Linked DNA regions of Homo sapiens: region 2 is linked to region 1. A link is a contact called in ENCODE Hi-C data. All regions are on one chromosome and are shown on one strand. Each heading gives the region's core, a stretch centred on a gene start or an enhancer-like site at or near the end of the contact. The rest is flanking DNA. Distances are from core to core; before and after follow the strand shown. Region 1 holds the start of SRFBP1 (serum response factor binding protein 1). Region 2 holds the start of C5orf63 (chromosome 5 open reading frame 63).

Region 1 (3,624 bases), core at 675-3,174:
TAATGCACCAAACTAAAAGAATGCCAATTTCTTTTACCAAGTCAGAGCTATTCTAAGCGGAGTTCAGTTTTATGAGATAACAGCATGGGTTCTGGACAAGGCTGGTTTCTTCGGCAAAGGCTCAGAAGTGGGCCTTGGTTAACTAAGCTTTGGGCACAGTCTTGAAATTATTAGTGATTTCCTTTTTGAATTTGAGTTTTGTAAGTGAAGTCTAGTGGGATAATGGAACATGTGCCAAGGCCTTGTTGTCTCAGGTCATGTGTGGTCCTGTCCCCAAAAGCTCCTCAGGTGGATTCTCTGGTTTCCTGCTCTCCTGTCTCCACCCAGCAACTGCTGCCACCTTGCTCCAGTGTATACACTCCTACCTGAGTCTTGGGGCAGGGGTCTCAGGCACCTTTGAGGGTCTGCCCTGACAACCTAATGTCTCTGTGCTTTAGGGAGCATCGTATTAAATAGTAAATTAACAAACACCATGATGAGTCAAGAGACGCTATGGAAGAAACTTTTTTTTTTTTTTGAGACGAAGTTTCACTCTTGTTGCCCAGTCTGGAGTGATCTTGGCTCACGGCAACCTCCGCCTCCCAGGTTCAAGTGATTCTCCTGCCTCAGCCTCCCGAGTAGCTGGGATTACAAGCATGCGTCACCACGGTCGGCTAATTTTGTATTTTTAGTAGAGACGGGGTTTCTCCACGTTGGTCAGGCTGGTCTCGAACTCCCGACCTCAGGTGATCCGCCCGCCTAGGCTTCCTAAAGTACTGGGATTACAGGCATGAGCCACCACCCTCCGCCGGAAGAAACGTTTTTCCTGCATTTTGAATAAAGGGGCCTGGATTTTCATTTTGCACTGTACCCCAGGTATTATGTAGCTGGACTTGAAGTCCTGTAGCAGTGGACAGTCCCAGGCAAGTGACTCTGGGCGAGGCACTTGGTGCCTCTGAAGTCACTTTCCACATCTGTAAAATAATAGTTCAGAGCAGAGTAGGGTGGCTCACTCCTGTAGTCCTAGTTATTTGGAAGGCTGAGGTGAGAGGATGGCTTGAGCCCAAGAGTTTGAGGCTGCAGTGAGCTATGACTGTGCCACTGCACACCAGCCTGGATGACAAAGAGAGACTGGGTCTCTAACAAAATAATATTAATAAAAGGAAAATAATTTCTATCTTGTTGGATTTCTGTGGAGATTTGGAGCTAATTTATGTAAAGCTCTTGGACCACCATTTGACACATTTTAATGGTCAATACTAGAAGGTGTTGACAATTATATATTACCTAATTCAAACACACTCCCTTACGTCTCCTATGCTTGCCGGCTAATAAACAGCCATTCCCACAGGCAGTACCAAATGTGTATCCTGGTTTTGCTTCAAATGTTTATTCCCTAAATTTAAACCCTTCTATAGTGTGCAGGAAAAAAATGTCCGCACCTCAGCTATAATGTCAGGTTGTAACAAAAAACTGCGAGGATTTAAAAAGGTGTGCTTGTTAGAAAAGCAGAAATCTTCACAAATACTAGATTTAAAAAAATGGAAGCAAAAAATCGTTCATTCAAGTGATCATTTCAGAAGAGCTCTTTCACCGCCGTTCAGCGCCCCCCTAGCCATTAGAGAGAAAAACCAAGGCCGGTACAATGCGAGCGCAGTGTACCAAGGGAACACACACACACACACACACACACACACACACACACACACACACACACAAACCGAATCTTGAAAAACTAGACGTTGCCCAGCTACCAGCCCCCGTCTGGTTTCCATAGGAACGCGCAATTCCGTTGCGTAGCCCTCTGCGCCGGTAGTTGTTCTGTCTCAGTTCCGGTTTTCCCTTCCAAGCGTCAATGTTTCTTGTTCCCAGGCGGCAGCTAGAGCAGAAGGCGGATGAGTTTTGGACAGAAGAGGCTTCCGTTGAGGGGCGTGGCGACGCAGCCGCGGTCTGAGAGACCGGTTCACGTGCAGGCAGCGGCGGATCATATTCCTTCATCTACCATGGCTCAGCCGGGAACTCTGAACCTCAATAACGAGGTGAGCGCCGAGGAACCTATGGGGCTGACTTTAAGGGTCCTCAAAACCAGCTCTTTTGAGACGCGTGGTCGGAGGCGGGCATAGAGGGTGCGGTTGGAGGAACTTTCGTGGTGGGCCCAGGCGGGTTTCCCGCAACTTGGAGTTTGGCAACCGGTAATTTCCCTTTTCGGTCTCCAGGTGACTAAAGTGAGAGACATGTGTCAGGCCCCACGAATTTATGTCTGTGGGACTTTGGGAAGAACCTTTAGCCTGTACGTTCAATATTCTCGTCTGTAAAGCGGAACTCAAGATAGTTCGTCCCAGGGTTGTGAGATTAACTGAGATACGTAAAGTATTTGCAAGTGCCTGACCCTTAATAAACTTTCAGTACACATTACCTGCTCTTTATTGCCTGTCGAAAATGAAAGAGAGAAAGTAAGAGCTGTAGCTTCTAAGAAATTGGTGGTCTTGAATGAGACTGTATGCTCAGTACTTCGTTTCCTCTTCCAGTTAGTGTCCTATTTCTTTGCTTCCGTTTACAGCAGAACTTCAATAAAGAGCTGTTTATACTTGCTATCCTCAATTCTTTTTTCTGCTTTTTCAGTCCATTCTCATCAGACATTTGTTCTCACCACCGTCACTTCCATAGTGTGCGGTGTCGACAAAATACCATTTCTACCACTTATCCCCCTCTGGTTTCTGCTTCTATTCAACAAAATAATGTCATCCAAAGTCTTAAAGTAAGCTGGAAACATAAGGATCGAGTAAGGACCTCACAGTTAGATACAGAAAGGAAATTCTTTATCCCGTTTATGAGCAAGTCACTGTTTAGATTACACACAGTAGTGTAAGGGATATTTCATATTTTCTAGTAACCTATACTCAAGTAAGAGAGCTAAGCAACACTCACCTGTGTTACAGAACAATGTGTGAAGAATGCCTCCAAAACCTAGTAATGCAGAAAAGTTTCCAAAGGCGGCAAAATGAAATGGGTGATACTTGTCCTTGGTCTTTAGGGATCTTGCACAGGAATTGCAGTCAGTGATTCAGGAAAGGGGAAGAAGTCATTCCAGGCAGAGGGACTGGTATAAGCAGGAAAGGGCTAGTAGCAGAAGAACCCGTGGGTAATACAGGGATAAGTAACTCTTCACTGATGGGAACTTGTGAGATGAAGAAGGAAATAAAACTGAAATATATTCTCTGCTGCCAGATTAACGAGTCAGGATTTCAGTTGACAGTGGAGTACAGGATATGCTGAAGAGGGAAGCTGAAAGTAGTTACTATTTACTCATAAACATACATTAAGCTTGTGCTTTGTGCCAGAAAGCGTTTGGTGGGCTATTTTGCATTAGGTTACCTGTGATGTATGAAAGATCAGAGTAATGTCCCTGGGATTTCAACCCCAGGGAGCTTCATATCAAATTTTGTAATGACTTTGATGATGGAAATGACAGGGGATGAGTCATTAAAGACTCTTTTCACACTTAGCTAACTTTTGTTCTTCTTCAAAACAGTTAAAATTTGACCTTTAGGAAACCTTCATTAACTCCTCTCGGTCTGGGTTAGGTGTCTGTTCTTTGTGCACCCAGATTGCTTTCTCCTCTGGAAACACTTATGTAACTGTTTC
Region 2 (3,624 bases), core at 601-3,100, 5.1 Mb after region 1:
CCAGCTGGCTTTTGGCTTCCTCTGATGTACAGTCCTTGAATAAAGCAGTAGCAAAAATTAGATTTAAATAAGGAACATAAAAACACCTCGCTACTTGTACCAGATCACCTCAAGGTCCTGCTATGTTTGAAACCCCAAGGCCTAGCATTAGAGTAACTGAATACATCAGCCAGCTAGAGTATATACAAGTTATGAAATAAAAAAACTTTAATAATAAAAAATAACCTATTTTAAAGGGATTTCTCATAGTGCCTCTGAGTACTTTAGAGCCAGGCATCTGGAACAAAATAGAAACACAGTCCAATCAACTCCCAAGTTGGAAAAATCCTCATTTCTATTACTTACCTGCCAACAGTCCATCTAAATAAAACCACACAGCCACATATTCCTCTGATGAAGGAGACAAAAAAATATTGATCCTTCCTTGGCATGTGGCTACTGCTGCCAGAGCAGGAGGGAAGAAAGACAATCTGAGGATCCTGCCTGTTTAAAGCACCAGCCCCACCAATCTTAATTTTCACAACAGGGTCTTTCTGGTTCCAGGCAATTCCTCAGCAGAGCAGGACGCAGGTTATTGGGCTACGATATTTCACACAGAACCATGATTAGTTCTGCTTTGCCCCAGTATTATCATAATTATCCAATATTTCCAGGGTGTATCTTTTTTCCCCGTGTTTTAAATCTTTCTAATTACCTATAATGCACCCCAATGTATACAGCTCCAAATATTGGTAGAGAGCTTCACATGCATTTTTATAAGCTAGTCCTCAGAATATGACCAAATGAGAAGACTGCGACCTCTAATAGACACCTCAACTTGTTCAGCATTGTGCACCAAGGCATAGCTCTAGTGGCTGCTTAAACAAGACAATGTATACTAATTCTGGGAAATGCGCTAGAAAGTATTGGGATATAACAGATCTTAGACACCATCTCTGTCCTTGAGGAATTGAGAATCTTGGGGTCAAGCTAAGGCCATACTATGGATTTTTTTTTTAAGGGCACTAAAATATAAAGTACCACATATACACTATTTATTAATAAACAAGAATAAAGATCACCCAAGCAAAACATTCCCTGTGAAAGACAGCCTTAGAAACAGTCACAAGCCTAACTCACAATGACATTTTAGTGGGGACTTTTCTACCCTTGGACTTATTAAAAAACTGTATGAGCTGCTATTTGTCAGAAGTGAATATCTGTTGAGAATGTACAGTTTCTGATTTATTCTCTCATTGTTCAGTACCCAGAGGGCTGCTTTTGCCCAATAAGGCTGAGAGGAGATCCAGACAGCTCATCCAGAGAGCCCCGGCACTCACAATGTTCCCTGCTGCACCTTTCAACCTTTTCACCCCAATTAAAGGTCAACATGGCTGCTCAAAAATATTTATTTAAAAAGGCAGTCAGCTCAGCGGGCTCCCAAGTGTGATTACACTACCACTTCATAGAATTCAATTAAACCCGGGACGGGGCATCGGCGAATCACTGGAGGAGTATGAAGTTGAGATGTTTTCTGCTTTCTCGAGATGTTTTCTGCTTTCTCTTAAAAAAAAAAAAAGCTTCCTTTTCCCGCCCGTCATTTATTTACTTCCCAGAGCGCTATCACAGACACACACACACGCGTTTATAATCTCCCCCAAGTAGTTCATGGATTTATGGCTCCCGGTTTAATTAAATTCCGTATAACGACTATCCAAATGGGCAGCACGCGGCACAGCGAACCCCCGCCAGCCTGCGCGTCAGCTCAGAGGCGGAGACCCGCGAGCGCTCACCCTCGGCGCGGGACTAAGGGAACCCACCTGAGCCTCACGCCGCCAACGCCTCTGCTTCCGCCCTGCGCCGGGCACTTCCGCCCGCACCCACCAGGCGCCGGCCCCAGGCCCCGCACTTCCGCCCCACGCCGGCAGCACTGCCGCTGGGCGTTCTATCTCAGGTGGTGTCCCGTCTACGCTCTCAAGGGTGGCCGCGCCTGAACCTTTACTCGTGAAGAGTGACACACAAACCAAGGCCAAACTAAAAAACAAAATACGGAAAAGTGACCCCGCATGTTTGGGAACCATTTAATAAGAGGCCTCAGGTGCGGGAGCCAACTTTTTGAGGCTGCGGAGTCCGAGCCATTTTAACCGCTCTGCATGCATCCATTCTTTCGTTAATTTAATATTTACTGCCTCCTCCACTAGGTCTTGGCTGAACTAGGTTATGGGGAATGCGATGAGCAAAACTGGCAGCCGTACCCTCCCGCAAACTGAAAATCGTGTGAGAAAGCAGATATTAGGAAATTATCCCTTATTAAATAGGCCATGGGTTTATTCAGCTAAGTGCTTTGCAGGGAAGGAATATGAGAAAAGACCTGAGTGGGATCTCGTTGAAGAGGTAGCTTTGGGGCTGGGATCTGAAGGGCGTGGGTTGGGGACAGAGCTCTGCAGGCTGGGGGAAGGGTCTGGTGGAGGATGTGCAGTATGGGTTGTATGCGGAAGACTGACGAGTATGGCTGAGACTTAGAGGGAATGGGGAAGAGAGGTGGAAACAGGCTAGAGAGGGTAAGCGAGAGTCTGGCCATGCAGGGCCTTTCAGGTTTGTGCTAAGGGTAGCCGGGGGGCATTTCTGTTTTATGTGGGAAGGGGATTGAACTGATTGCTTTTCCCTTCTGAAAGGACCCCTTAGCTTTGGGAAGTAGATGGGAAGGGTTTAGGATAGGCAAGAGTAGAACAAGCAGGGAGGTGAGGAAGCTACTGAGCATTCCAGGTTCTAGGTGTGGTGGCTTGAATGGTGGTACAGTAAATAATGAGAAAATGATGGATAATAATTATAGTAATACTCAAAGCTAACATTTATTGATTGCTCACCAAAAGCTTTATACTCATTAGTCTGTTTAATCCTGAGAACAATGCAATTAAGTATTACTAGTACCATTTTACAGATGAAGTAATGGAGGTTTAATAACTTGCTCAAGTTCTCACAGTTACAAAACGGTAGATTTGGAATTCCATCTCATGCTGTCTGACGCCTTAAGCTTACCACTATAAATTCAATGTGTACTCAGTGGTTTTAAAAAAGATACAAAGCAAACCAAGGTCAGGAATGAATTCTTTAAACAAACCACACTGATTATGTGATGTCGCTAGAGGCCACATTAAGATAGTAGAATTTACAAGTTCTTTGTCACTTCAGCATTTTCTGATAGGCTAAAGAGGGAATTTTGTGACTGTCAACAGACTACCTATAGTTATTTTTGAGTTGATGCACTCTGATAAGACTTAGTTTTTCTGGAAAAAAAAAAGTCAATTGATAAAGCACAGTCCACCTAACAGTTGCTGATAGGATACCTTTAAAGAAGGAATCTGGGATCTAGTTATAAACACCTTGGTGGGGCATGAGTATCTTAGATATTGTGGAGTGACAGAAAAGCTTACTAGAAATGTAACTCCAGATCAGCTTCCAAATCTTATTTATTGTTGGAAAACAAAGGTTTATAAAATCACTTGGACTTATGAAACCTGATTTCACCCACTGAAGGAAAAGAATGGATTCAACCAAGGCCAACAATGAAGGCTTTTAGCACTGGTTATGAGTAAATTTCTCTAAGGAGCCAAAAGTTCATAAATTTTCAGAATTTGAGTTTAA

The links. Hi-C counts contacts between places; a loop is a spot of excess contacts on that map. Pooled maps may share reads with other maps.
Region 2: a loop to region 1 is called in a pooled map, with 6 times the contacts of the local background. The contact joins the promoter of C5orf63 here to the promoter of SRFBP1 in region 1. A Hi-C loop is called at or near these places in 4 of 50 pooled maps.

The regions. Positions count from the first base shown.
Region 1 is chr5:121,960,051-121,963,674 of GRCh38, forward strand. SRFBP1 (serum response factor binding protein 1) reads left to right here and starts at 1,925. Exons shown (of 8, transcript NM_152546.3): 1 at 1,925-2,018. The coding sequence starts at 1,983. RefSeq lists enhancers at 1,578-2,116, 1,861-1,910.
Region 2 is chr5:127,071,652-127,075,275 of GRCh38, forward strand. C5orf63 (chromosome 5 open reading frame 63) reads right to left here and starts at 1,851. Exons shown (of 5, transcript NM_001164478.2): 1 at 1,800-1,851; 2 at 1-34. RefSeq lists a silencer at 1,708-1,927.